2 separate regions of the Homo sapiens genome follow, and region 1 is linked to region 2. Evidence: chromatin loops called from intact Hi-C (ENCODE). Cell type or tissue: endothelial cell of umbilical vein. All regions are shown on one strand. Each heading gives the region's core, and the rest is flanking DNA. Links, peaks and the distances in the headings are about the cores only.

What was found. Hi-C counts contacts between places; a loop is a spot of excess contacts. Peaks named below come from ENCODE experiments on the same cell type or tissue, not always from the same donor. Only the 100,000 strongest peaks of a DNase experiment are listed, where the experiment ranks them.
Region 1: it touches region 2 in a loop (6-fold over the local background); 1 of 110 quality-filtered maps calls a loop at or near these places.

Annotation. Positions count from the first base shown.
Region 1 is chr4:149,906,490-149,922,535 of GRCh38, reverse strand. It overlaps the pseudogene RNA5SP167. Among named protein-coding and RNA genes, the nearest start is that of IQCM, 99 kb to the right of the region's middle. In endothelial cell of umbilical vein, for the core only: a CTCF peak has its summit at 7,826 (motif pointing left); a DNase peak (open chromatin) is centred at 7,825.
Region 2 is chr4:149,364,924-149,380,969 of GRCh38, reverse strand. All of the region lies in intron 13 of IQCM (IQ motif containing M), which reads left to right. Among named protein-coding and RNA genes, the nearest start is that of LINC02355, 220 kb to the right of the region's middle. In endothelial cell of umbilical vein, for the core only: no CTCF peak of the experiment used is centred there; a DNase peak (open chromatin) is centred at 9,759.

The DNA.
Region 1 (16,046 bases), core at 5,672-9,671, 540 kb before region 2:
ATATGGGAATGGGTCTACTCAGTTTTTTTCCATCCACCAAAATTGTCTGTTGTACTGAACTGCATTGACATACATTTCCTAAGCTATTGGTAGTTTTTTTAATTTAACTTTGATTTATGGAAACTTATTTTATATTTCATATAATAGAGCACAGATGGTCTCTGACTTATGATGGTTTGACTTAATGATTTTCAACTTCACAATGGGTTTATTGGCATATTAAATGCATTTTCGACTTATAATATTTTTGACTCCAGTGGTTTTATTGGGCTATAACCCCATGATAAGTCAAGGAGCATCTGTAATGAGAAACTAGTTAAAAGGCAAAGGAGTCTGAAGCCAGGTCACTTGTTTGGTATATGGGATACAATTGTCAGGAAATCCTTTTGCATTCCTGTACCAAACCTTGAAGATATTCTGATTACTGAAATGTTCGAAGAAGCTTTCCAGTGTCCAATTTTGTAACCCATTTAAATGCTTGCTCTTTTTTTATTGTAGCAAACCTATGCAGTGCCTAGTTTTCTGAATTTCCTCATTTATGTTTGCCCATTTTCTATCTCCATGAGCTTTCTTTTTTTTTTTTTTTAGCTATTCAATGATTATTTGAAATTTCACCTCCTACACTAGGATCTTGACTTTTTATGACAGTATCTTGGATACAAAATAATCTCTGAATAAATATTTGAAATCATTAATTATGTTGACTGTGTAGTAAACTCTAAAATACAAGTGGAATGATCTCATGTCCCAGAAATTTCTGAATTTTTAAATATTTGCCTACAAATGTAAAAACATGGAATAAAAGCAAAAAAGTTCTGACAATTTTGTGTAATGGGAAGGAAGCAAGTAGACCTGGGTCCTAGTCTTGACTATGCCTCATGTGTAATCGTTTCACTAGTCCTTTTTAATCCCCTTGAGCCTGTTAACCTTATTTTTTTATTTTTATTTTTATTTTATTTTTATTTTTTTTAAGTTTTTTTTTTCTTTTATTATTATACTTTAAGTTTTAGAGTACATGTGCACATTGTGCAGGTTAGTGACATATGTATACATGTGCCATGCTGGTGCGCTGCACCCACTAACTTGTCATCTAGCATTAGGTATATCTCCCAATGCTATCCCTCCCCCCTCCCCCCACCCCACAACAGTCCCCAGAGTGTGATGTTCCCCTTCCTGTGTCCATGTGATCTCATTGTTCAATTCCCACCTATGAGTGAGAATATGCGGTGTTTGGTTTTTTGTTCTTGCGATAGTTTACTGAGAATGATGATTTCCAATTTCATCCATGTCCCTACAAAGGACATGAACTCATCATTTTTTATGGCTGCATAGTATTCCATGGTGTATATGTGCCACATTTTCTTAATCCAGGCTATCATTGTTGGACATTTGGGTTGGTTCCAAGTCTTTGCTATTGTGAATAATGCCGCAATAAACATACGTGTGCATGTGTCTTTATAGCAACATGATTTATAATCCTTTGGGTATATACCCAGTAATGGGATGGCTGGGTCAAATGGTATTTCTAGTTCTAGATCCCTGAGGAATCGCCACACTGACTTCCACAATGGTTGAACTAGTTTACAGTCCCACCAACAGTGTAAAAGTGTTCCTATTTCTCCACATCCTCTCCAGCACCTGTTGTTTCCTGACTTTTTAATGATCGCCATTCTAACTGGTGTGTGGTGGTATCTCATTGTGGTTTTGATTTGCATTTCTCTGATGGCCAGTGATGATGAGCATTTTTTCATGTGTTTTTTGGCTGCATAAATGTCTTCTTTTGAGAAGTGTCTGTTCATATCCTTCACCCACTTTTTGATGGGGTTGTTTGTTTTTTTCTTGTAAATTTGTTTGAGTTCATTGTAGATTCTGGATATTAGCCCTTTGTCAGATGAGTAGGTTGCAAAAATTTTCTCCCATTCTGTAGGTTGCCTGTTCACTCTGATGGTAGTTTCTTTTGCTGTGCAGAAGCTCTTTAGTTTAATTAGATCCCATTTGTCAATTTTGTCTTTTCTTGCCATTGCTTTTGGTGTTTTAGACATGAAGTCCTTGCCCATGCCTATGTCCTGAATGGTAATGCCTAGGTTTTCTTCTAGGGTTTTTATGGCTTTAGGTCTAACATTTAAGTCTTTAATCCATCTTGAATTGATTTTTGTATAAGGTGTAAGGAAGGGATCCATTTTCAGCTTTCTACATATGGCTAACCAGTTTTCCCAGCACCATTGATTAAATAGGGAATCCTTTCCCCATTGCTTGTTTTTCTCAGGTTTGTCAAAGATCAGATAGTTGTAGATATGCGGCATTATTTCTGAGGGCTCTGTTCTGTTCCATTGATCTATATCTCTGTTTTGGTACCAGTACCATGCTGTTTTGGTTACTGTAGCCTTGTAGTATAGTTTGAAGTCAGGTAGTGTGATGCCTCCAGCTTTGTTCTTTTGGCTTAGGATTGACTTGGCGATGCGGGCTCTTTTTTGGTTCCATATGAACTTTAAAGTAGTTTTTTCCAATTCTGCAAGAAAGGCATTGGTAGCTTGATGGGGATGGCATTGAATCTGTAAATTACCTTGGGCAGTATGGCCATTTTGACGATATTGATTCTTCCTACCCATGAGCATGGAATGTTCTTCCATTTGTTTGTTATCCTCTTTTATTTCCTTGAGCAGTGGTTTGTAGTTCTCCTTGAAGAGGTCCTTCACATCCCTTGTAAGTTGGATTCCTAGGTATTTTATTCTCTTTGAAGCAATTGTGAATGGGAGTTCACTCATGATTTGGCTCTCTGTTTGTCTGTTGTTGGTGTATAAGAATGCTTGTGATTTTTGTACATTGATTTTTATCCTGAGACTTTGCTGAAGTTGCTTATCAGCTTAAGGAGATTTTGGGCTGAGACAATGGGGTTTTCTAGATATACAATCATGTCGTCTGCAAAGAGGGACAATTTGACTTCCTCTTTTCCTAATTGAATACCCTTTATTTCCTTCTCCTGCCTAATTGCCCTGGCCAGAAATTCCAACACTATGTTGAATAGGAGTGGTGAGAGAGGGCATCCCTGTCTTGTGCCAGTTTTCAAAGGGAATGCTTCCAGTTTTTGCCCATTCAGTATGATATTGCCTGTGGGTTTGTCATAGATTGCTCTTATTATTTTGAAATACGTCCCATCAATACCTAATTTATTGAGAGTTTTTAGCATGAAGGGTTGTTGAATTTTGTCAAAGGCCTTTTCTGCATCTATTGAGATAATCATGTGGTTTTTGTCTTTGGCTCTGTTTACATGCTGGATTACATTTATTGATTTGCGTATATTGAACCAGCCTTGCATCCCAGGGATGAAGCCCACTTGATCATGGTGGATAAGCTTTTTGATGTGCTGCTGGATTCGTTTTGCCAGTATTTTATTGAGGATTTTTGCATCAATGTTCATCAAGGATATTGGTCTAAAATTCTCTTTTTTAGTTGTGTCTCTGCCCGGCTTTGGTATCAGAATGATGCTGGCCTCATAAAATGAGTTAGGGAGGATTCCCTCTTTTTCTATTGATTGGAATAGTTTCAGAAGGAATGGTACCAGTTCCTCCTTGTACCTCTGGTAGAATTTGGCTGTGAATCCATCTGGTCCTGGACTCTTTTTGGTTGGTAAGCTATTGATTATTGCCACAATTTCAGATCCTGTTATTGGTCTATTCAGAGATTCAATTTCTTCCTGGTTTAGTCTTGGGAGGGTGTATGTGTCGAGGAATTTATCCATTTCTTCTAGATTTTCTAGTTTATTTGCGTAGAGATGTTTGTAGTATTCTCTGATGGTAGTTTGTATTTCTGTGGGATCGGTGGTGATATCCCCTTTCTCATTTTTTATTGCGTCTATTTGATTCTTCTCTCTTTTTTTCTTTATTAGTCTTGCTAGCAGTCTATCAATTTTGTTGATCCTTTCAAAAAACCAGCTCCTGGATTCATTAATTTTTTGAAGGGTTTTTTGTGTCTCTATTTCCTTCAGTTCTGCTCTGATTTTAGTTATTTCTTGCCTTCTGCTAGGTTTTGAATGTGTTTGCTCTTGCTTTTCTAGTTCTTTTAATTGTGATGTTAGGGTGTCAATTTTGGATCTTTCCTGCTTTCTCTTGTGGGCATTTAGTGCTATAAATTTCCCTCTACACACTGCTTTGAATGTGTCCCAGAGATTCTGGTATGTTGTGTCTTTGTTCTTGTTGGTTTCAAAGAACATCTTTATTTCTGCCTTCATTTCGTTATGTACCCAGTAGTCATTCAGGAGCAGGTTGTTCAGTTTCCATGTAGTTGAGCGGTTTTGAGTGAGATTCTTAATCCTGAGTTCTAGTTTGATTGCACTGTGGTCTGAGAGATAGTTTGTTATAATTTCTGATCTTTTACATTTGCTGAGGAGAGCTTTACTTCCAAGTATGTGGTCAATTTTGGAATAGGTGTGGTGTGGTGCTGAAAAAAATGTATATTCTGTTGATTTGGGGTGGAGAGTTCTGTAGATGTCTATTAGGTCTGCTTGGTGCAGAGCTGAGTTCAATTCCTGGGTATCCTTGTTGACTTTCTGTCTCATTGATCTGTCTAATGTTGACAGTGGGGTGTTAAAGTCTCCCATTATTAATGTGTGGGAGTCTAAGTCTCTTTGTAGGTCACTCAGGACTTGCTTTATGAATCTGGGTGCTCCTGTGTTGGGTGCATATATATTTAGGATAGTTAGCTCTTCTTGTTGAATTGATCCCTTTACCATTAAGTAATGGCTTTCTTTGTCTCTTTTGATCTTTGTTGGTTTAAAGTCTGTTTTCTCAGAGACTAGGATTGCAACCCCTGCCGTTTTTTGTTTTCCATTTGCTTGGTAGATTTTCCCCCATCCTTTTATTTTGAGCCTATGTGTGTCTCTGCACGTGAGATGGGTTTCCTGAATACAGCACACTGATGGGTCTTGACTCTTTATCCAATTAGCCAGTCTGTGTCTTTTAATTGGAGCATTTAGTCCATTTACATTTAAAGTTAATATTGTTATGTGTGAATTTGATCCTGTCATTATGACGTTAGCTGGTCATTTTGCTCGTTAGTTGATGCAATTTCTTCCTAGTGTCGATGGTCTTTACATTTTGGCATGATTTTGCAGCGGCTGGTACCGGTTGTTCCTTTCCATGTTTAGCGCTTCCTTCAGGAGGTCTTGTAAGGCAGGCCTGGTGGTGACAAAATCTCTCAGCATTTGCTTGTCTGTAAAGTATTTTATTTCTCCTTCACTTATGAGGCTTAATTTGGCTGGATATGAAATTCTGGGTTGAAAATTCTTTTCTTTAAGAATGTTGAATATTGGCCCCCACTCTCTTCTGGCTTGTAGGGTTTCTGCCGAGAGATCCGCTGTTAGTCTGATGGGCTTCCCTTTGAGGGTAACCCGACCTTTCTCTCTGGCTGCCCTTAACATTTTTTCCTTCATTTCAACTTTGGTGAATCTGACAATTATGTGTCTTGGAGTTGCTCTTCTTGAGGAGTATCTTTGTGGCGTTCTCTGTATTTCCTGAATCTGAACATTGGCCTGCCTTGCTAGATTGGGGAAGTTCTCCTGGATAATATCCTGCAGAGTGTTTTCCAACTTGGTTCCATTCTCCCCATCACTTTCTGGTACACCAATCAGACATAGATTTGGTCTTTTCACATAGTCCCATATTTCTTGGAGGCTTTGCTCATTTCTTTTTATTCTTTTTTCTCTAAACTTCCCTTCTCACTTCATTTCATTCATTTCATCTTCCATTGCTGATACCCTTTCTTCCAGTTGATCGCATTGGCTCCTGAGGCTCCTGCATTCTTCACGTAGTTCTCAAGCCTTGGTTTTCAGCTCCATCAGCTCCTTTAAGCACTTCTCTGTATTGGTTATTCTAGTTATACATTCTTCTAAATTTTTTTCAAAGTTTTCAACTTCTTTGCCTTTGGTTTGAATGTCCTCCCGTAGCTCAGAGTAATTTGATCGTCTGAAGCCTTCTTCTCTCAGCTCGTCAAAGTCATTCTCTGTCCAGCTTTGTTCCTTTGCTGGTGAGGAACTGCGTTCCTTTGGAGGAGGAGAGGCACTCTGCTTTTTAGAGTTTCCAGTTTTTCTGTTCTGTTTTTTCCCCATCTTTGTGGTTTTATCTACTTTTGGTCTTTGATGATGGTGATGTACAGATGGGTTTTTGGTGTGGATGTCCTTTCTGTTTGTTAGTTTTCCTTCTAACAGACAGGAACCTCAGCTGCAGGTCTGTTGGAGTACCCTGCCGTGTGAGATGTCAGTGTGCCCCTGTTGGGGGGTGCCTCCTAGTTAGGCTGCTCGTGGGTCAGGAGTCAGGCACCCACTTAAGGAGGCAGTCTGCCCCTTCTCAGATCTCCAGCTGCGTACTGGGAGAACCACTGCTCTCTTCAAAGCTGTCAGACAGGGACATTTAAGTCTGCAGAGGTTACTGCTGTCTTTTTGTTTGTCTGTGCCCTGCCCCCAGAGGTGGAGCCTACAGAGGCAGGCAGGCCTCCTTGAGCTGTGGTGGGCTCCACCCAGTTGGAGCTTCCCGGCTGCTTTGTTTACCTAAGCAAGCCTGGGCAATGGCAGGCGCCCCTCCCCCAGCCTCGGCTGCTGCCTTGCAGTTTGATCTCAGACTGCTGTGCTAGCAATCAGCGAGACTCCGTGGGTGTAGGACCCTCCGAGCCAGGTGCGTGATATAATCTCGTGGTGCGCCGTTTTTTAAGCCCGTTGGAAAAGCGCAGTATTCGGGTGGGAGTGGCCTGATTTTCCAGGTGCCGTCCATCACCCCTTTCTTTGACTAGGAACGGGAACTCCCTGACCCCTTGCGCTTCCCGAGTGAGGCAATGCCTCACCCTGCTTCGGCTTGTGCATGGTGCCCGCACCCACTGACCTGCGCCCACTGTCTGGCACTCCCTAGTGAGATGAACCCGGTACCTCAGATGGAAATGCAGAAATCACCCATCTTCTGCGTCGCTCACGCTGGAAGCTGTAGACCAGAGCTGTTCCTATTCGGCCATATTGGCTCCTCCCCCAAGCCTGTTAACCTTATTAGTAAAATAAACAGAATTGGTTTGGTAGAGCTCTCATCTTATTCTAGAATTGTACGACTCTATGTAAGACTAATTTTTCTCTATCTCAATGGTCTTAGGCTTTTTTGATATCAAACTACTTTTCCCCTTGGGACCTATTCTTTTTTTGGGGGGTGCTACACAAGGGCTAGAAGAGGTGCAGAGTTTGGACTATTTTTAGAGACAGCAGGTCTAGCTAAGATGCCCAAGTGGGACGCCCTGAGAAGTCAGGACGGCATGAGAACACTGGGTGTTTGGGGATGAGGGCAGGGAAAAAGAGATAGAACCCCCTCAGGATAAACTTTACTTGGTACACAGTTTTGCCCAGGACTCTGTGTGAATGATTTCCATGGGAGAGAAATTTGAGGAAGTAGAGTAATGGAACCATAGAAATGTTACAGTGATTCTTTTTTTCTTTTGTCAAAAAGAAAACCTTTCTAGCCACTAGTGCTGTGCTGAGCCATATAAGAGCCAGAGGAAAAAGAAAAAGGCAGTAATACTTATCTTTATTTAAAATTTTGGTATGTTGTTCATCATGGATGTTTTTGCGTTAATTTTTATTTCTCAAAATATTACATTAACTTATTACTTATCTGGATTACCAAGATTTTTGGCACTCATTCAGTTTTGCACCCAGAGGGACTATCTCACGTGCCTCATCCTAATCCTGGCCCCTGCTAGCCACTCAATAATAACATTTTATTTTTGATTTCTATCTGCCTCCTAAGTAGGTTAGCAATATGAGAAAGGAGGGTCTGCTTTTGGTCGCACATTGAGAATGCGCCCTCTAGTGGGGTTCTTGCTCTCTAAGGACTTTGTAATGCATCAGTTGATGGCACTATATGGACCAAAAAAATGTATAAAGTGCAGTTTTCAAGAATGTCATCCGTGGTCTCTTTTGTTGCAATCAAGTGCAGTTCACATTCCTAGCAACCACTAAATTGTATACTTAGTGAGGTTATTCCTGAAATTTTAAGACAAAAGATTAATGCAGAAGAAATTCTTTCTGTAGGCAACACAAAATTACACCACTAAATGAGACAATCAGTCTGCCAGCAGCAGGAAGAGCAGCCTGCAATTGCTCTGGGAAATGACATGGGAAAATTTTTTAAAGGAGGAAAAGGACTGGAAAGTGTAACCACAATCTGGTGGTGTGGAAGGATCTGGGTATTTAGGGGAGCGGAGGACAATTCCCAGAATATGCGTAGGGTAACTAATAATAGGCCTTGGACATGTTTCCTTCCATTCAACCAAAATAGTGCTTTCCCACAGTGCTGTCATGGAGAATGGAAATAATATGGGCTACTGAACTAAAAGAAGAAATATTTACTTAATTGCATGTGATTATTTAATAGAAAAACACAAACAAAACCAAGTGTTAAAATGGGGACTATTTTGCAGGCCATTTATAAAAGGAGTATAGTGTGACAAGATTAAAGATTACACAGGCTGGCTCTTTGAGATACAGGCCAATTCTTTATTCCGTCCTTTTTTTTCTTGGCTATTCTAAGGCTTAAAATAAAGTTGCTTGAGAAGGAGAAAACTGCTGGTGGGAATGTAAAATGGTGCAGCTGCTGTGGAAAACCGTTTGGTGGATCCTCCAAAAGGTTAAACCTAGAATGATCATATGCCCCAGCAGTTTCACTCTTAAGTTATAAACTTAAAGGAATCAAAAACAGAGATTCAAACAGATACCTGTACATCAGTGTTTGTTGCAGCATTATTTACAACAGCCAAAACTTGAAAACAATCCAAGTGTCTATCAACAGATGAATGGATAAATAAAATGTGATATGCACATACAATGGAATCTTATTTGACTGTAAAAATGAAGTTCCAGTATATGCAGTAACATGGATGAACCTTGAAAACATGCTAATTGAAGTAGCATAAGCCAGATACAAAAGGACACATATTGCATGATTCCACTTACATGAAATACTTACAGTAGGGAAGACTCATACAGATAGAAGTAGATTAGTGGCTATTGGGGGTTGAGGAGAAGGAGGAATGGGAAGTTGTCACTTAGTGGGTATAGAATTTCTGATGAGCATGATAAAGTATTTCAGAAATAGATATGATAATGGTCATACAACATTGTGGATGTAATTAATGTTGTTGAAATGTACATTAAAAATGACTAAGATGACAAACTTTATGTTATATATATTTTACCACAATAAAAAGAAAAAAATGTAAACCAAAAAAAAAAAAGAAGGAAAAAACTCAGGACAGCATGGGTATGTGTGAAATATAACACTGTCTGTACGGTATTCAATGAAGGCCAATTGCTGTATTTGGAGCCATACTCTTGACTGGATATGACAAAAGCAACCTAGTGTTAGTGAGTTACTTCTCCATGAAAATTTCATAAAAGAGGTTCTAGAGAAGTAAAACATTGTGTGAACCATTAAACAGGAATTTAATATGAATTAAAAAACACACAAGTGACCATTTTGGCTTCACAAAACTCTATTAAGGCTAAATGATTCCTTGGCTATAGCGATCACTATGTTGCCCCTCTTTCCTGCAACTAATCAATAGCATCATCTCCTAGGAAGGGAGGGGTGATCCTGACATCCCTCTTGCCACTGCTGTAACGTTTTCTAGCAAATTTACACACGGCAGTAGCGGTCAATGGGCTGGGGTGGGGAAGTGTTCTTTACACCTCTTCCAAATAAGAAATAGCTGATATCTTATTGGTATAATTTTGAAATATTGTGACTCTAAATGTCTGAACACATTAGAATGTGGAATTAAAAGCATTTTTATGCTATAGATTTTCTGTGATTAGCTTAAAATATACATGGCAGGTTATACCTTTTAAAAAATCTAATTTGAATTTGATATACATTTAAATTTGGCAAGAATATTTGTGGGCTTGTTAAGAAATTCTGCTTATCTATTCATTAAATCCAGGTTCACCACATTAACCATTTCTTGGCCTTCTTGGATTATTATAGATATCTGAAAGTATTAAAGTTTAATTAAAAATATCTATTTTTCCCAGACTAAACTTACAGGTAGGTAGTCTATACAGGTTTCACTCCATGTGCAGCTGCTAGAAGCTGAGGTACAGTTCTTCATGTTTGCCTAACAGCTTAAATAAGGTTTGGAAGCCTAAGGAAGAAATGTGACTTTCCCATGGTGTTGGAAAAACTTTATCCCCCTTAAAGCCTGCTTCTACAATTTTCTCTTCAAAAATGTCGTTGTTATTTTTAGCTTTCTGCCAAGTCCCTGTGTGTGTTTTGTTCCTTTTTTTTTTCTTTAACTGCTTCATGCTTATTATGCTGAGAAAGGGTAAGGGGGATTTTATGACTCAGTAAATCATCTGTAAATATACTACATGTACAGAGTATCCACCTAACGTGTAGGAACATGCACGGTGTTAAATAGGTGAATGTATAAGTACCTGTAAAAGTGTGTGTAGACATGCATCTCTGTGCACTTCCTATGAAGAAACAGGAGCCAGAAAAAATAAAAAGTGGGGTGGTCTATTTGAGGTAGGTGCCCCCTGAAACCAAGTGGCTGTACACGTATAGTGCCGACACCTACACTTACATATAAACGATGATGTGATAATACACCTTTTATAAAGACTAATTTGAGGCACATTTAAGTGTGTCTAAAACACATGTATTAATCTCTGGAGTTGTCATTTAGAAAAATTTTCAAGTGTTCTATTGTTTTGATGCCTTAGGATTCTAACTTGGTGTGATGTTTGGTTTGGTCTGAAATGGATGAAATCCCTCCAAACTTAAAATGTTCCTCACAATCATGTGTAACTTCAAAGAATCTTTGGAAATGGTTCTGTGTGCACATTTGCATCAATAGTTTGTTCAGTCTGAGGGTTGTAGTTGCTGATGCTAAGGGCCCAAATGATTGCACTTGTAAGTGGCACTTCCTGGCCAGAGAGAGCTGTTGTTGAATCTCAGCTAGGAAAAACTCCCCATTTTAGCAATTCATGTGTGCATGTGCATCGGTGACCTGCCCTCATTCCTTTAAGAAAGCAAGGACACCGCATGTTCTCACTCATAGGTGGGAATTGAACAATGAGAACACTTGGACATAGGGTGGGGAACATCACACACCGGGGCCTGTCGTGGGGTTGGGGGGACGGGGGAGGGATAGCATTAGGAGATAGACCTAATGTAAGTGATGAATTAAGGGATGCAGCACACCAACATGACACATGTATACATATGTAACAAACCTGCACATTGTGCACATGTACCCTAGAACTTAAAGTATAATAATAATAAAAAAAGAAAGCAAGTGTAGGAGTGACACAGAGGGAGGCACCACCACACCCCACACCCTGATAACCTCTCACCTCTTCTCTCCTCTTTGCCACTCCACCCTATAAGTGGAAGAGTTGGGCTCACTCCTTAAATAAGAAAACAGATCCTGGAGAATAGAAAAACACCAGCAATTACCATGTCAGATACACACATAATACTTATTCTAGGAGTGCTCACACATTCAGCATGCAAGCACCTAAGAATTATATATGTGCTTTTTGTTCAGTGTAATTTCAACAAATGTGTAATATTATAAACATTGATTGAATATCTGTGTTTTCATGAAAGTAAGGTCCTGTTTTTATGCAAATATTAACAAATTAGTTAAGAAAACACGAGGAAGCAATGAGGAAATATGACTCATAGGCAGATGGTTTCTGAAATTATATATTTTTCTGTGAAGCATTAACCAATGCTTTTTAAAAGCAAAACAACGTTTTGAATGTGGGTGTATAGTATAAGGTAAAATACCTTCATTGCACAGTGCAAAGTTTACTTTGCCATGTGCTTAATGTATAATATGTAATGACTTTCTTCTCTTAATATATTTCCTCAAAATTGTTTGGTAATTTTTTTTAGGTGGGGAGAATATTTCTGGGACAGTTTTTATTTGAGGGCTGAGAGAAATTTTGAGAGAATTATCCAGAGCAGAAAAGATTTTATTTAAAGAATGCCTTCTTTAAAGTTGTGATTCTACAATTTCTCATGTAAAGTCTTCCTAAGGTTTATCAGCTGCTCTCTGTCAGGAAAATCGTGTAAAATTTTTCATCTAAGTATCCCATCTCGCACATCTAAATCCTTATTTTCTTATCTCTCTAATTAAGAACAGCTGGCCACAGAATTCTCGGTAAGGCCTTTTGTATATGTGAAATAGCTTACTAAAATTCTCTCACAATCTGGATTTTAAAATCATTTGTTTTCCACAGGCATAATTTTATAACAACTGGCTGATTTTGAAGAATCTCCCCACCCACCTTCCTATATCCTATTCCATCTTTAAGTGGTGGAAATGGAAGTGGACACGCAGTGGAGCCAAAATGGAGAAAACGGGGATTCTGGTTTGTCAGTGCAGCATTCCTACTTTTATGTTACATTATTTTAATAGATTTCCAGATCACAGTGACACGTTCATGTTTAAAATTCAACTTGATGTCCCATCTGACCTCTAAAGTGATTTCTACTCTCAACTGGGCAGCCCCAGTACATGAAACTGTCTGGCTGGTCGCTCACATGAATGGTCTCTCAGGCAGGTTTGCTTCCTGGGACAGCGTGGAGATGCAGCTGCAGAGAAGCCTGATCCCTCTCTTGCTATCCTGTGTGTCTCTCATCAAATGACTGCTTAATAGAAAATCACCACTTTCCCGGATAAAGTTGTTTCTCATGTAGAGGAATATGAATTGTGCTTCCTAGCTGGCACTTTTATTTTTAAAATATTAATTTCCCTTCCTTATTTGTGCTACTCTTTTGTCATCCTCTCTTTAAATATTAGCTCGGTTTTGACCACTTCCTCGATTTTAATAAAATACATCTTCATATTATGGAGCTCTTCTCACTGCCTCTTAGATGTCAATTGCACATTTAAGGCCTATGGGTTTTCATTTTATCACCAGGCCAAGAGACTTTGGTTTAGTTCTCAGAGGTTGATAAGCCCCGAAGGAAGAGTTATCCATCTTCTAGTGTGCTGGGTAATTTTATTCTGTTGGCTGGAGTCCAGGTCTAGACTATGCTATCCCTGTTTTCTTTTTTACATTTCTTTACCTTTCCCGTTTCTTTGATGAGAATACCATATGGCACAGGATAAGAATTCTTGCTAAAGTTGGGACATAGCATTTATCTCTGCCCCTTGATCTGCCAGGCCTATTACTCTGTCATGTTACAAAATTAGGTTAGTCTAATGAGACCTGTTCCTTACAGATCATTCATTTTGATGTATTCAAGGTGTTTGTGAATTTATCGTGTAAAGATTTCTTTGCTCATTTTTCAAGCATAGCTAATAGATTTGAAATATTTGGAAGAATTTCATTTTTCAAATATCATCTACTCTGACCCTCCCTGACCATTTTAAAAAAAGGGAGCTATTTCAAATATACAGAAAAGTGTAAAGAATCACATGACAAGATAATATCCCATAGTTTAACCACATAATTTTTAATCCATTTTTCTGTTGGTAGACATATAGGTTATTTTCAACATTTCACTATCACAAATAGCAGTGCAAAGAATATTGTGTATAGGTCTCTTTGGAGACCTTGTTACGGTTTCTCTAGGAGTAGAATTGCTGAGACAAAAAGTATGGCTATTTTCAATTTTATTAGATATTGCCAAATTTTTTTCCAACATTGTACCAATTTGTAACTCCATCAGTAGTTTAGGAGAGTTCATTGCTTCATATTCTTGCCAACATTTGGTACTGACAGACTTTAAATTTATTGCTAACTTCATGGGTGTGAAATGGTATCATATCATAGTCTTAATTTGCATTTTCTAGATTACTGAGTAGGATAACATCTTTATATTTGTTCATTAGCAATTCGTGTTTCTTTCTCTTTGACCTTCCTATTTCTATCTTTGGCCTATTTTATACTGAGCTTTTGTTTTCTTATTTTTCAGAGTTCTTGCTAAATTCTGGATCCCATCCCTTGATGGTTATATTTGTTATACCTTCTCCTGGCATATAGCATATTTTATTTTCTTATTTATGTGTCTTTTGTGCTACTAAAGTTTTATTTTAAAAGTATAGTCAGTAGTATAAGTATTTTCTTTATTGCTTGTCTTTTGATGCCTTGTTTCAGAAATATTTTTTCATCCTGCAAACATAGTCTCCCTTTCTTATAAATGTTGTAAACTTTTGTTTTTCATTTTCTGTTCTTTTAAATCACAAACAACTTTTGTGTATGGCAGCCCAATTTATTAAATAAATATGTTTTAACATAAATATTAATATATTTGCTCAATTATCTGTACCACAACCATTTATTAACACCTTCTTTCTTTTTTGAGCATTTTATTCATCTCATTTGTGTAATTAGTCAAGACTCCATTGTCTTAATTACTAGAGTTTTGTAGTAAGTGTTGATTCCTCACTGCTTTGTCAAGTTACCCCAGCTTGTTTGTTGTCTCCAAAACTATCTCAGCTTTTATTGTTCCATTACTTTTCTAAATAAATTTTAGCATCAGCTTTTCAAGTTTCATAGAAATCTATGGAGTTTTAAATTGGAATTACATTGATTTATATATAAATTTGAGCAAAATGAAAAACTTTATGGTTCAACTCTTTCCACCCATGAACATCATATATTTCTTCTTTCATTTGGTTATTTTTTTCTACCTTGAGATGATGTTTGGTAAATTTTTTCCATATAGGTGCTACCCAACATTTTAAATTTTATTTGTATGTATTTTATAGTTTTTGTTGTTGTTATGGAGTCTTTTTAAAAATGGAGTCTTTTAAAAAATACATTTTCTAATTGTTACACGTATATGGAAGCATTACAGATTTAATGTATTGCTTTTTTCTCACCTTGCAATTCAGCTAAACTCTCCCATCCAAGTACTAACCAGGCCCAGCTCTGCTTAGCTACTGAGATCAGATGGGATTGGGTGCATTCAGGGTGGTATGGCGGTAGACACCATTCAGCTAAACTCTCTTGTAATTTATCTGCAGATTTTTTTTAAGTGTTCTAGGTTGAAAATCATGTTATATACAAAACAGTGATACTTATGCCCACTCCTTTCCAATCCTTAACTCTTTTTTAAATTTTATTTTACTGATTGATTAGGAATTCCAGGACAAGGTTGAATAGAACCAATAATAGAATATCCTTGTCTTATGTTTGACTTTAAAGGGAATGCTTCGAAACATCCTGATTTTTCTTTAGTATAATATTCCATTAAGTATAATACTCATTCTGAGTTTTTATTATATATTCTTTTTAAATTAATGAAGTTTTTTTTCTAGTACTATTTTGCTAATGTAAAAAAAGTCATGAGTAGGTTAAATGTTATCAAATGCCTTTTTTTCACTCTACCTGTTGAGGAGATTATGTAATTTTTTTTCTTATAATCCATTTGTATGATCAATTACATAAACAGATTTTTATTGCATTAATTCATCTTTGTATTATTGTGATAAATAAAATATTTTATTTTTTAAAAATATACTGCTGGATTTGGATTGATAATATTTTGTTTAGGATTTTGTGTTCATGATCATACGTAAGATGAATCTATAATTTTACATTTTAAAATATCTTGATTTTTGTGTCAAGGTTATTTCTTGATACAAAATGAGTTGGGCATCAGTATCACCCTCCTTTAAATTAAATCAATATATATAAGACTAGAATTATCTGTTCTCTGAATGTTTGGTAGAGAACTTACTTTTCCCTTGTAAAGGCATCTGAGCCTAGAGTTGTATTTTTCACAAATGAAAATAACCTTTTCTTAACTGTTATCATATATATTAATATTCCTTTATTTAAATACATGTATGTTATGGAGAATTATATGTGGATGTGTATATGAAAATATTCAAATCTCCATATGACACAACTCTTATTTATACATATATTAAAATACAGAATGCCATGCATATTGTTTATGACAATTATCTAATCAGGGGCACAGTTTTCAGTTCTGAGCTCCTATGTAAATCCAGAGCCCCTTAACCTTTGGAATTTTTAATAATCCAAGTTTGTA
Region 2 (16,046 bases), core at 7,543-11,542:
AGCAAAGATTGCAAGAGGTCAATTAAATACCAACTCTGGATATTAAAGAAACTTTTTTCTCAACTAAACCTTAAATAGTATTATTAATAAGAACTTCTGAGCAAAAGTGGTATTCATTTGAGAACAGAGTGGAAGCATGTGATACCTAATAAAACTATGCTGCATGGGAATTGAAGATGTAGAATGTCAATTGGCTCTCTCTCCCTCTCTTTCCTGGACTGTGGGATGTCTTAGCACTCTTTCTCTTTGCACATTTACTTTTTTCTCTTTCCTGATACCTGATTTCCTCTGCCCCATAACACATGGGTTTTTATGGCAGCAGTGTCAAACAGGATATATAAAGATGACTTTCCAACGTTGCTACCAACAGCTAATTGACCCTCTTCTTCCGAAAGAGAATCTGGCCAGTTTGTGTTTAGTATCTCCTCCCTGATCTAAGCATATAGATCAGAGAGAGATTAGAAGCACCAGTATTATAAAATTCTTAATCTAGACAATAATTATGAGCAAAATTTTCCTAAAATTAATTAGATTTGTTTCCTTGATGTCACATATTGCCATAACTTTGTAATTACATCTGGAATAATAGGTTACATACCTCTGGGCCACCAAATTGAGCTGCCAATCTGGATTTGGGACTTTGTGTGTATAGAGTTACTTTTAATAAACTGAAGGAATGGATTTAAGGAATAGTATTAAAGGAATTGCTAATACAATAATCTTTTCACACACACACACACACACACACACGAGCACATTCATTATGCATGATCTTCTTAGTCCTGGTTTTCTTGGGCCTTGTATTAGTCCATTTTCAACATAGCTGAGACTGGGCAATTTACAAAAGAAAGAGGTTTAATGGACTTACAATTCCATGTGGCTGGAGAGGCCTCACAATCATGGTGGGAGATGAAAGGCACATCTCACATGGCAGCAGACAAGAGAAGAGAATGAAAACCAAGCGAAAGGGGTTTCCCCTTATAAAACCATCAGATCTCATGAGACTTATTCACCACCATGAGAACAGTATGGGGGAACCACCCCCTTGATTCAATTGTCTCCCACTTGGTCCCTCCCACAACTCAAGGGAATTATGGGAGCTACAATTCAAGATGAGATTTGGGTGAGGACACAGGCAAACCCTATGATTCCACACTTGGCCCCTTCCAAATCTCATATCTTCACATTTCAAAACAAATCATGCCATTCCAACAGTCCCCCAAAGTCTTAACTCATTTCAGTATTAACTCAAAAGTCCACAGTCCAAAGTCTTATCTAAGACAAAGCAAGTCCCTTCCACCTGTGAGCCTGTAAGATCAAAAGCAAGTTAGTTACTTCCTAGATAAAATGGGGGTAGAGGCATTGGGTAAATACAGCTATTCCAAATGGAAGAAATTGGCCAAAGCAAAGGGGCTAAAGGCCTCATGCAAGTCTGAAATCCAGCAGGGCAGTTAAATCTTGAAGGTCCAAAATGGCCTCCTTTGACTCTATGTCTCACATCTGGGTCATGCTGTTGCAAGAGGTAGATTCCCATGGTCTTGGGCAGCTCCACTTCTATGGCTTTGTGGGGTACAGCCTCTCTTCTGGCTGCTTTCATGGGCTGGCATGGAGGGTCTGTGGATTTTCCATGTGCAGGGTGCAAGCTGTTGGTGGATCTACCATTCAGGGATCTGGAGAACGGCGGCCCTCTTCTCACAGCTCCACTAGGCAGTGCCCCAATGAGGACTCTGTGTGGGGGTGCCCACCCCACATTTCCCTACTGCACTGCCCTAGCAGAGGTTCTCCATCAGTGTCTGCTCCTGCAACAAATGTCTGCCTGGACATCCAGGCGTTTCCATACATCCTCTGAAATCTAGGCGGAGGTTCCCAAACCTCAATTCTTGACTTTTGTGCACCCACAGGCTCAACACCACATGGAAGCTGCCAAGCCTTGGGACTTGCACCCTCTGAAGCCATGGCCCAAGCTGTACTTTGGCCCCTTTTAGTCACAGCTGGAGTGGCAGAGATGCAGGGCACCAAGTCCCTAGACTGTACACAGCAGAGGGACCATAGGCCCAGCCCATGAAACCATTTTTGCCTCCCAGGCCTCCAGGTTTGTGATGGGAGGGGCTGTTGTAAAGGTCTCTGATATTCCCTGGAGACATTCTCCCCATAGTGTCTTGGGGATTAACATTTGGCTCCTTGTTACTTATGCAAATTTCTGCAGCCGGCTTGAATTTCTCCTCAGAAAATGGGATTTTCTTTTACATTACATTGTCAGGCTGCAAATTTTTCAAACTTTTATGCTGTGCTTCCCTTATAAAACTGAATGCCTTTAACAGCACCCAAGTCACCACTTGAATGCTTTGTTGCTTAGAAATATCTTCTGCCAGATACCCTAAGTTCTCTCTCTCAAGTTCAAAGTCAGACAAATCTCAAAAAAGGGCAGGGACAAAATGCCACCAGTCACTTTGCTAAAATATAATGAGTCACCTTTGCTTCAGTTCCCAACAAGTTCCTTATCTCCACCTGAGACCATCTCAGCATCTCAGCCTAGATTTCATTGTCCATATCATTATCAGCATTTTGGTCAAAGCCATTCAACAAGTCTCTAGGGATTTCCAAACTTTCGCACATTTTCCTATCTTTTTCTGAGCCCTCCAACTGTTCCTACCTCTGCCTGCCTGTTACCCAGTTTCAAAGTCACTTCCACATTTTTGGGTATCTTTTCAGCAGCTCCCCACTCTACTGGTACCAATTTACTGTGTTAGTCCATTTTCACGCTGCTGATGAAGACAGAGCCTTTAATGGACTCACAGTTCTGTGTGGCTGGGGAGGCCTCATAATCATGACAGAAGATGAAAGGCACATCTTACATGCTGGCAGACAAGACAAGAGAATGAAAACCAAGTGAAAGGGTGTTCCTCTTATAAAGCAATCAGATCTTGTGAGACTTATTCACCACCATGAGAACAGTATGAGGGAAACCGTCCCTATGATTAAAATATCTCCCACTTGGTCCCTCCCACAACACGAGGGAATTATGGGAGCTACAGTTCAAGATGAGATTTGGGTGAGGACACAGCCAAACAATATCAGGCCTCTTCAGGATGTGATAGGCAGTTGTGTTCTGCTAACCCAGCTCTGGAAGGACAGGTGAGGATTTTTAGCATTTGCTGATTTTCATGGGCTAAATACTCCCAATATGGCTGATTTCAAGCTACCCGCATGTCTCTGAATGCAAAATTGGGAGGAGACATATAGAATTTGCTCTTGCTAGTATAGCACATCACTGACAGGGTCCACATTTTCCGGATATGTAGTAGATCATAGGATCCCTTTCCCCATCAAATCTGGAGCTTAGGGAGATATTCAGACTGGAAATATACATTTGATAAACACTAACAAATTCATGATATTTAAAGACACAGTACTGAATGAGGACATCAAGAGAGTGAAAAAAGAAGACAGTTTGAGTCTCAGAATATGATTCCAGGTCAGAGAAAATGGAGAATCTCTAAATATTGAGAAGAAGTAGCTCAATAAGGTAGGAGGAAACTAGAGAGTTGACTCACCTGGAAATCCTGCAAGCATCATTCCAGATGAGACTGGAAAGATAGGAAGCAGCCAGACCTTTCAGGGCCTTGGAGATAATCTTCAGAAATGTTTTGTTTATCGTAAGCTAGTAATTGCTTTATGTCTTGAATTGAAAATTCCAAAGATTTCAATATGTTGTATTTCAGTTCTGGCATCTAAATAAAATTTAATTTTTTTTCAGAATGTTAATTGATTCAATCCTATCAAATCGGCCAATGTTTCAAAATATATTAAAAATATACTTTTTCGTTAGATGGACTAAAGTAATGACTTATTTATTTTTTGTTTTAAAACTAGAAATTTTCTGTATTCTGGAGAAAAAGAATGGTCTATAAAATATTATTATAAACTTTAATTTGACCCAGTAGCTTCATGTGACCAAGTAATTCATATGTCTAACAACCAGAGATTGACATAACCCAGTATGAGTGGTAGCATTATTATATTAAATTGTAGATATTTTTTACCCTACTGATTTTTCCTTCATTTAAAGCAAATACAATCTGAAAGCCTAAATTAAGGTCTTGAATAGTCATACAAGATTTAAAGCCTTTTCAAAGAGCAGAAAGATGTGTGTGCTCATTATCTTATGTACATATCAGACTCAATTAGATAAAAGTTAATAGCTGAAAATGGACCCAAAAAATATGTTTAATTTTTTTATTGCAGAAAAATGCATTTCTTATCTGTCTTACCACATAAATATTAATCTGGTTTCATGTTAGAGTCATAAAATAATCTCCTATACTAAAGGACCAGTGAGTGCCATTTGTGAATAACATCAACAGTTTCGGATGATCCCAATCATCTGTCACTGCACATTGTCATCTCAGCTGGGCAACCCTGGCAATATTGCAGCAGGCTATTGTTTATTGAGAAAGCTAATATTAGGAGGAGATGTGATAAGAATGCCTTAAAAAAAACTAATTGAATGCTATCTGGTTTTTGGCAATAGCATCTTGTATCTCTCTGCAGTTTATCGCTTTAGAGTCCTTTATTCAGTCTTTTTATAAAATCCCATTATTTAAAAATTGAGGGCAGAGTGATGGCATGTAAGGAGTTTTATATATTAGTCTGATACTCAATGATAACCCTTTCTTCTCTACTTCTCAACAAACCCTACTTTATTGAAAAACATGGGAAAACCTGCAGAAAATATTGAGATCTGAGTCACAAAGTCCCAGGGTTCACTTAAAACATTTTCCAAATTCTTATTGTAATTTGGATAGTAAAAAGCAAAATCAAAATGTATGAAAACATTATTAAGTGTGGGGTAGGAATATTTCTATAAAATCATGCCCTTTCTAATGTTTTTCACCTGATTCTTCTTTTGAGGTGGTTACAGAATTCCCAAACAGAGCAAATAGATGGAGAGATGCATGATAAAGAAAACACAGCAAAATATTAATTGTACAATTTAGGTGGTTTCTCTGTGTAATTCTTCCATGATTTTAATATGTTTGTAAAATTTTATAATAAATCATTGGAAACAAAATACCTAAATATTCCATTTCTGGCCTTATCAGTGAAAATTGAACAGACGTTTGTTCGTTTCATTAAATGATTATTTGTAAGTTTAAATCAAAATAACCTTGAAGCAGCCAATTCTGTTTTCTGAGAAAATTTCATACTTCCAATCTGAATTTGAAGAAACATAAACCGGGAGGAAGAATCAATGAATTAAATGGAAATATTTAGGAAAAACAGCAGCAAGAAAATAGCAATGATAATTGTAGTTCATATTTTTGTAAAAGACCTGGAAAGAGACCAATGACAAAAAGTGCTTATTCTTTCCACAGAAATGTATTAACCTGATTAATTTTTCAAACTAATGTTTAAAACACTTTGAAAGTAGAAATTGTTTACTATATATACACATATATTTTTACAAACCTCTTCCTGATTGCCATCCAGAAACAAAAAGTAGAAACTAACCCAGCTCCTGGTGATATGGACTTTCCTTTGTGTTAGACTTCTCTGATTTGATCATGGTGTCTGGGACTTAGACATAGTTCTTGATCTCTCTGCTTCCTCCCTTCCTTCTACAGGGAAAGACGACAAGAGCAGAAATATCAGATGGCCTGTAGGCGCCCATCTATGTAGTAGCACAAATAGCAGCTGAATGTAGTTTCGGTCAGGTACAAAGAAACAAATGCCTGTTGGTTTTCCCAAATGTTGTTTACCCTTCTGATATTCTTCCCAACAGCCATCACATATAAATATGTATGGTATTTATTTTAGTTTGCAGCTGAGTACAAATTAAGCAAGGTGCTTCAATACCAATATGTATTCTTTGATACGAAGTTACTGAGCTATTTAACTGAATGGATTTGAGACTACCTTAATGGCTACTTCTCTGTTAAATTTTGCTAATAAAGAACATCACACACACACAACACACACACACACACACACACACACACACAAAGAAAGTGTGGCAGAGGCAAGGAACTTGGCATAATCTTGTCCTCTAGTTTTTATACGCATGTCTTGAAGACAATTACATTTTATAGCAAAAGCCAAGTATCAGGTAAAAGCACCTAAACTCCTTTTTTGAAACATAACATCCAAGGCAAGATCAAGCAGCAACAGCAGCAAAGCAAGTAACCACAGTGGTAAAAGGTGAGTGGAAGGTCAAGGTTGGCAGGAGTTGGGAGCTAGGTCTCAGGACATGTTTCCCAGTATAAATACACCAGAAAACAGGAAAGCAAACAAACAAAACTTCCTTTCATTAATAGCATTATTATTTTAAGTGTCTTACAACAAATAAAAATTTGAACATTCTATTTCTAGAATTTCTTTTTCTATCAAAATAACATTCCTAAGCTGGAATGTTATCATTTTGGGTTTGTTAGGCTTGGCTGTCAAAATGGTTTTCAAAGATGTTTTTGGAGTAGTGAATGGGTGAAGTTACTGAGAAAGGGGGATGGGATGAAGAAGATTGACTGAAATTCATGGAGAGACAAAACTGTAAAATAAATCAGCAACACAGTGTCTGAAAAGCATTAGCTACAAGAACTTCTATCAGGCAGCACTAATGCAGTTTAAACAATGAATACTGTATCAGTCAAAACCCAGGGCAGGAAATAGACACTAGAAATGTGATAGATAGATAAATAAATAGATGGATACAATAATTAAGTACTTAAATTTGTTGGAGGGTTGAAGGGGTGATTTCTAGTTTGGGCCTCCAGAAATGACTCAGAACACTAAAGAGATGACCTGTCAAGGGTGCTACCACCTTGGTGTCTAACATTGGATTGGAGTTTTGAATTCAAGAACATACCCCAGGTGGGGATCCTCAAAATCAGGATGTGAAATCAAGAAGATGCCATTGCTGCTGCCGCTGCTGCTGCTACTGCAAATGCTTCTGTTCTAGATAACAGCCTTTCTAACACTAAAGCAGAAACAACTCACCTTTCCTTGACCTTGCCTGCAAGAAGAACTAAAAGAAAAGGTGAGGGCAGAGAAAAGGTTTCCACCTTATTTCTGTCTTCTGAATCTTAAGTGAGTGTAGCTAATTGGTGGAAAATAATTAACATCCAGAATTTGAGTTCCATGGGCCTCTGAGAAATATTTTTTAAAATTTCTCAGTGTTCTAGATCTAAAAGATGGCCAGAAGTGAGGAGTCAACCCACAATATCCATGACAGAATCAATATCCATGAATAGAAAATATTTATAAATGCTCGTATAACCATTTTATATTTTAATTCCTGGGCCTAAGATTATAATGTCAATAATGAAAAAAAATTTGTATAAAATACACACATATACCTGAATTAAATATTTATGCAGGTAATTTATATTCACTTAATAGACAAAATTATAGTCTGTTGACTAGCTAGATTCAAATCCTGAACAGCCATCCATTAAATATATTGTACACGTTATTTAACCTCTGTGAACCTTCGTTTTCTCATTCTTAAAATGAGAACTATGATAGTAACATCTCATAGGGTTAGTGTCAAGGTTAAATGAGAAAATACAGGCAAAGTGCTTATATGGTGTCTGATTCATTGCTGTTATTGTTGCTGTTGGATTCAGACACCCCACTTACACTACTTAGGTTTGAAGTCCAGTCATGGAGTTTACTAGCCATGTGACTGTGAGAAATTTACTTGTAATTTCTATGCCTCAGTTTCCTCATGTGTAAAATTTGAGGTTACAATTGTAGGTGTCATGTAAGGGTAGTGATTTAAAAAAATAAAATAACATATAAAGTGATTTCACTAGTGCCTGACACAAAATAAGATCCAGAGTATTTTTTAAAACTTTCTACATTTAGTTACTTCATTTGCTTTCACAATATCAGTCTAGTCAACATTTTCTTTCAGAAGATTTAACACAAGGTCTTTATTTTTGCAGTTTTTCTGAGAAGCATCACTTACCTATTCTGTTTATTCTGTCTTATAGACACAGATTTCGTGATAAACCATCTCAGGCATGAAACTGTCTGGATTGGTACACAATATTCATGTGCTATTCAGATATGGTATAGTGGATATTATATGTAAAATCTTTACTACCAGTATAGTAGATGCCAAGTGATAAAAATTCTAGGATGTAACACCACTAATTTTGTCCCTCAAAACCAAGGAACTATGACAATAGAATGAAGTAAGGAAAAGAGGTGCAATTGAGAGTATGATTACAAATTGATTTTCTTAAACTTAGTTTGTTAATAAGAAAAAAAAATAAAGCCATAACTGGAAAACTTAAGAAACAGTCCTCACTTTGAAGCATTGCTCAGTTTAATGAAAATTAAATAAATGTTATGGTCAGAAAACCCAATCTGCATGTACACCTTCATCCTGCCAATTACTGTCTATGTGACCTTAACTTGTTCTTAAACCTTCTGAAAGGCTATTGTGTAGCCCCATATTTGAATGAGGCTTTCTCCATTCAAATATGGGGCTACCCTACAGGTTTCTTAGGAAGGTTACATTTAAGTTTACACATATCTACATGCCCATGGGTTTAGCAGGCACATCCCCTAGAGTTTCTTTTATTCTAAAATTCATGGAACACCTTATATTAAACACTTATTTTTGTTCATAAAACTTATCAGTAATACAGTCTATGAGTTCATAAACAATAGTACAACTTTAGTTTACAAAACAAAATGTAAATTTAATGTAAAGATAACTTGAAGAAATACAACTAAGCTTACAAATAATTGAAATATATTTATCTGAAAATGTAGGTAACAGTCAAGCTTGGCTTGATTGTCAACTGCAGTTACTGTGGGTTAAAGCTCAAGCTTTGGCATTTAGTAGCTCCTTAATCTTGAGCAGGTTACTTAAATTGTTAGCTTTAGTTTCCTCGTTAGTTGTGAATAGGGATAATTAAAGTACTTATCAGAAAGTTGTTGGAAGAATCAAATATCAGATATTGTTTTTAACTATTGGTTCAGATTAATTACAATTTTTTTTAAAGCTTGAGAAATTCATGAGAAGTATCAAATGGAGAAAAAGGAATTGGTCATGGTTAGAACATGCCACTAGATCTTTAGGAATGGCCATCCTTAGAAGCAGAGAAATGCTACACGTGAATCCAGAAAAAGTTGGGGTTTTTCATGAATTAAGCAATGTTTTATCTCTTCAGTTCCAGTGCAGTTTTGAGAAGTAGAAAAATGCTGCATTTTCAGCCTCAAAATTAACTTTCATGATCTGTCAGCAGTGGTAGAATGAATCTTGGAGAATCAGGGACAGTTAGGTCATATTTCTGTGGAGCTTTATGTGATAAAGAGGTATTGACTAATCTTAGTTTTCATCGCAAAATCCGAGGTCCATATCAGTTCTTGCTAGTGATACCAACACAATCTAAGAGAACAGAAGAGGTAATTCCATCAGCCTTCTGGCATGATGGAGCTTGGAAAGATAGATACTCTTGGAGACAGAAACACGGCAGTTGTGCCTCAGTCCTTAGGAGGTGGATAGTTAATAAATGAAGTCCTTATTGGTGAAAATAAGTGGGTTCTCCTATCCTGATCAGAGGACACTCAGAGCCAGCCTCAGTACTACATTGGAGAGAAATCTTTATTATTTGTTTCCAGTGTGGCAGTGGGTCACAGGCAGAGTCGATGTTACTGCTAGGTGTTTCTCAGGCCTGGGGCAAGTGCCTTGGCTCCAGAGTACTTTGGTAGTAGAAAGTTGCCCCACGTTTGCTTACATGTTACAAAGGGTGACATCTAGTGGTAATTTACAACTTTGAGCATATTTACCCTATAAACACATCCTGCTCCCAGCCCTTCCATAGATGTAGACCCTGTTTGATAAGGGATTATATACTCATCTTAACAACTATGCTTACTCAGAAGTTGTCATTGCCTAACTTCTAAGTCTAAAAGAAGGAAATTCGAGAAATTCCCCTGACTGAGTCTTACAATATTTCCAGAGTCATGCGCATATAAGAAGGGAAGGGTAAGAAGGCAGGAAAATTGGGCTGTGTACTGGTTATATCTTAGATACACCAGGTAGATTTATCTATCTGATTTATCTATAAAGAATTAACAAAATAAAAATACACATTTGCTAGAATTTAATATAGTGTGTAGGTGGAGGAGTAGGGTTGTGTGTTGGAAACCTATCAGAGTGAAAGGAGAATTATATATTTCAGTGGTCTACACATCTGAATGTAGACACATAAGTGGTAGATACAGAAACTTATCTACAGGGAAAGGTTAGAAGAAACAACTTGGTGGTCAGTTCACTGGAAGAGAGGGTTGTTTGCTTGTCTGCAAGTGCATTCACAGAGCCAGCACACTCTTTTTACAAAACCCAGTAAACCCCATATAAGGGTGTGTGTGTGTGTGTATAGTGTGTGTATAGAGTGTGTATAGTGTGTGTATAGTGTGTATGTGTGTGTGTATATATATATATATGCAAATGATGATAAGCTATTATTGGTCCTCTGGGCGGAGGAGGACAAAAAAGAGGAAAAGGGGAATAATAACAGCTAAAGTTTATTGAGAAATTATTATACTTCAAATTAAGTGCTTTATGTATATTTTCTCTTTAAATTCCTATACTAATCCTTGAAGGTAGGTTCTGTTATTTTCATTTTACGGATGAAGAAATGCAAGTTCATCTTTCTTAAAATCACAGAGATGTTAAGTAGAAGTGCCAATATTTGGACTGTGGCCTTAACAAATTCCAAAGTTCATGCTCATAAACTCTATGCTAAAAATGTTACAACAGGTGGGATGTTGTGGCTCAAGCCTATGATCCCAACACTTCGGGAGGCTGACACAGGAGGATTGCCTCAGGGCAGGAGCTTGAGACCAGCCTGGGCAACATAGGGAAACCCCCTCTCTACAAAAATAAAAAAATTGCCAGACGTGGTGGCCCCAGCCTGTAGTCCCAGCTACCTGGGAGGCTAAAGTGGGAAGATCTTTCGAACCCAGGAGACTGAGGCTGCAGTGAGCCGTAATTGCACCACTGCACTCCAACCTGAGTGACTGAGTGAGACCTTGTCTCCTAAATTAATAAATTAAATAAGAATAAATAAATATTTTTAAAATTATTGCAAGATTTTTATCACTTTCTGGTGAGATATTGCTTTGCAAAGTTTGTCTATTAAATGTTGCTATCTAAATCCCATTAAGATAATTTGGATTTCAATTAGAACCCAAAAGATTATAAGCACAGATGGTTTGAACCTTCTTTGCTGTTTCTCATTGTGCACATATATCAGAACACTTGTTTAATTTTCTTATGATTATTTCTTCTTAGGCGATTTGGCAATTCAAATCTTCACTGCTGTTTTCCTAACATAGTTAAAATAAAGTGAATAATTAAGCACTTGCTTGTGAATTTTCTGGTAGATCATCATAGTAATGCTATACCACTTTTATGACAAGCTGTAAAACAAATGAAGGTTAAGGAATATACCAAGTTATGTAGAACATTTGGGGTAAAATGCATTTGTACACATTTTTTTTAGGTTTTAAAAATGTCTTTTTTAGATGGGCCTCTTCCTTATGTTAATCTCATATATTTGTTTGGAATATTAGGATCTAGGTCAGCTCAGAGAAATGTATTTGTGTCAGCCAGGTGTGGTGGCTCATGCCTATAATCCCAGCAATTTGGGAGGCCAAGACAGGAGGATCACCTGAAGTCAGGAGTTCAAGACTGGCCTGGTCAACATGGTGAAAGCCCATCTCTACAAAAATACAAAAATTAGACAGGCATGATGGCAGGTGCCTATAATCCCAGCTACTCGGGAGGCTGAAGCGGGAGAATCACTTGAACTCATGAGGTAGACGTCACAGTGAGCTGAGATCGTGCCATTGCACTCCAGCCTGGGTGACAGAGCGAGACTCCATCTCAAAAAAAAAATACATATATATATATACACATGTATATATATATATATACACGTGTATATATATATATATACACGTGTATATATATACACATATATATATACACGTGTATATATATACACATATATATACACGTGTATATATATACACATATATATACACGTGTATATATATACATATATATACACGTGTATATATGTATATATATACATGTATATATATGTATATATATACATGTATATATATGTATATATATACATGTATATATATGTATATATATACATGTATATATATGTATATATATATATACATGTATATATATAATTTGTGCCTTTCACATTGACTCTAATGTCTTTAACTTTTATTACCCTGTATTTTCCAATCATTCCCCTTAAAGCCTCAAAAAAAGAAATATGATGAGGAATTTCAAATTCAAAGCCCTAAAATTGATCTTGTATTTTCATCTCTCATGTCCTTGCTTAGAAACAGCCCCAGCTAATTTTTATATAAACCTGGATGCATAGCTATTAACTGAAAATGGATTTGTTATCATTGAACCTGAAGGATCCAAAGGTTTCTAACAAGGTGGAAATGGTTGAGTATTCTTTGCCTTAGCAGTCATGAGTACTGAGTATGTGGAGAAAAGTTAAGTTGTCCAGCCATCTATTGAAGGATATATTAAGGCCAAATACATTCTATTTCAGAATGATACCATATTAATAATTCTATTCTCATAGTTTATAACATCAATACTTCTAAGAAGGTTGATTATATAATATTACCTCTAAATACTAAAAGAAGTAATTGAAAAAATTCAACAAGTCCAAAACAATTAATTATTTAATTAATAAAAACTCTGGAAGCCAATCTAGAGAGCTGCATATTCAATTTAGGAACAGGAAAGGTATTCTTAATAAAGAATATAAAAGAGAAGACAAATGACTTTGTTTTTATATAAATTTCAAACTTTTATGTGAAAAATAATATAAACAAATCTATAAATATAATTTGAAGGGGAATTGCACTTTAGAAGGCAGAGGTTTGATACAATGAGCTACTTAAAATAGAGAACAAGGACACAATCTAATAGCAAAATAGGTAAAAGATATTGAGGAACCATTCGCAAAACAAAAATGCAGCAGCTATCAAATATATGCAAAGATGCTCAAAATCACTAATAGGTGAAAAAACACAGTGAGATTGACAGCTTTTAGACTGGCCAAAATTAAAACAAAGCAAAATAAAGCAATAACTTCTTTTGCTGGCTGAGACCTAAGCAAAGATGCACTGTTCCACATTGCTGGTAGAAATATGACTTTCATAGAGTTTTAGATAGCAACTTAGCAATATCTATTCAAATTAATATGATATATACTTTTGACTCTGCACTTCATGTTGGAAATCTTATTGCTGGAAATAAGAGCATACTGAATAAATAAGCATGCTTATTGTAGCATTATTTTTAGTTGGTAAAACTGGGCACCAAAGAAAATGTTAATCAGTAGAGGAATATTATGGCCCATTCATATAATAGAATACTATGTACTACTTAATGAATTAGAGATACACTAGTTGGCTTGGATAGATTTCAAGAGATTCCTCTTGAGTAAATAAGTCAAAATGTGAATAGTATGATATAATTTCTGTAAAACAAGAATAAGCATTATCAAATATTTACTAAACACTCATTTATCTATAGGACACTCTCCTAGAGTTTAGTGTAATGATATAGGGAAGTGAATTACCTCTGTTTTGAAGTGAATTACTGGTGTTTTGTTTGTATACAGGGCATACATATAATAAATCACACAACAATATAATGTAGCATGGAACTCCTTAAAAAATGAGTGCTATAAATAGTGCTATGGTTTCCAATGAGTTGCTGTAAACATTTCTGAAATCATATGTGGATCAAGACTTATCTATAGCTCAATGAAACATGTTACTAATAGGAGTCTTAGCTTCTCATAATAAAAATGATAGCATCAGGTATTGGTAAACAGAAAAATTGAGATAATATAAGTACATCACTCAGCACAGTGCCTTGCACAGAATTAAATACATTAAATGACAGTTATTATTCTCATTGTTAGTTTTATTAGTTTTCCTCATTGTTTGTCATTATTAGTTTTTCAAATCCGTTTTGCAATTGACAAAATATGCAATTATTTCAAATATTTTTGAACTTTCTGTATTTTTCCCCAGCATTTTATTGTGAAAATTTTTATACATACAGGAAATTTGAAAGAACTTATTGAGGAACACATCCATTCTGCCATTCACCCATCAAACCATATCTTTTTTTAATGCATTTTAGAGTAAGTTGTAGATATCAACACATCCCCTAAATCTTCTTGTAGCTTCTTCTGTTTGTTTATTTGGCTTGGTGTAGCTCTTCATGCTGTTATGTATTTTCTAAGCTAATCGACTTTCCACTCTCTTTTTGAGGACAATGAAAAATATAGTATTAAAAGTGGTAAACATTGACATAGAGTAAAAAGATTATAGAATTTAGAAGACAAAGTTGTTACTAATGTCTGGGAATTCATCAAACAGACATGAACTTGAACCTCCTATTGAAGGATAGCCAAGAAACAGGCAATGGAGCAAGCAGGATGAAAGCATTCAATGAAAAGAGATATGGGAAGTTTTGGAGGTAGGATCATAGAGGAGTAGACCAATTTAGCTGGGAAAGAGGATTGAAATAGGGTTCTTTCTTTCTAAAAGCCATAAGTAGTATATTTTGCCATTATGTTTCTAAAATTTGTTGAAAACTGTACCCTAGGTTTTCACAAGCCAGTCTAAAAAGTCTAGCATCTACCCACTATACTGTTGGTACTCTTTTATTAGAGCTATGATATTTTCTTTTGTATTTCTGTTATTTTGCTTTAATGTTTGGGTTACTGGTGATAGCCCTCCTATATAGTAAAAAAGTTGGTACCACTTTTTAAATGAACTTTTCAGTTTGAAATAATTTTAGATTTATAGAAGACTTACAAAGATAATACAGAATTCCCTCCCCTACTTCTCCTATTAACATCTATGAGATAACTGTGGTACAATTGTGAAAACTAAGAAACTAACATTTGTACCTTATAATTAACCAAACTCTGAACTTTATTTGGATTTCACTGGTTTTCCCACTAATGTCCTTTTTCCATTCCAGCATCTAATTCTAAATTCCACAGTGTGTTTACTTGTCATGTCTTATTAGGCTCATCTTGGCTTTGACAGTTTCTCATTATTTCCTTGTATTCATGACCTTGACAGTTTTGAGGATTACCGATTGGGTATTTTGTAGAATGTCCCTCAATTTGGATTTGTCTGATTTTTTTTAAGCTTAGATTGGGATTACAAATTTTTGGAAAGAATATCACAGAGGTGAAGTGTCCTCATCATATCAGTGGGAACATGCTATCAATATGACTTATCACTGGTGATATTAATCTTGATTACCTGTCCAAAGTAGTGTTTGTCAGATTTCTTCATTATAAAGCTACCCCTTCCCTTTACATTTTCTGTTTTATGAAAGCACATAACTAAGTCTAGCTCACACTCAAAGGATGGGGGTAGGGGACAGGAATTAAAGTTTTCTTCTGGATGTGGAGGTATCTATAAAGCTTATTAAGAATTCTTTTGTACTAAAATTTTCTTCACCATTTATTTATTGATTATACTAGTAAATAGTTATGTATATTTCTTTTATAGTTTGAATTCTAATCTAATACTGTATTATTTTGTTATTGTTGTTGCTCAATTTTTTCCAGATTTAGAGATTGGGAGCTTTTTCAGGTTGGCTCCTGTGTCTCTTTGACATGTCCCCATCTTTTTGTCTTTTGTGCATTTCCTTACTTGCTGTCACTACACAATTCTGCAGGCACGTCTTGTATTGCTGCTATCCCAGCCCTGGAATCATCTATTTATCCAAGGAATCATGTTTCCTTTACTTGGAAAATAGTATTTAGAAACTGGATGTGCTCATTGCTACTGAAGTGTCACTATTTCCAGGCCCTCTCAGAGGGTAGAATTAGGAAATATATTTATGAATATGAACCCATATTTGTAAACATATCTATAATTTTATATATATATATAATCCATCTGTATCCATGTGCATTTTGTCTTTAGCCTCCAGTTTCCAA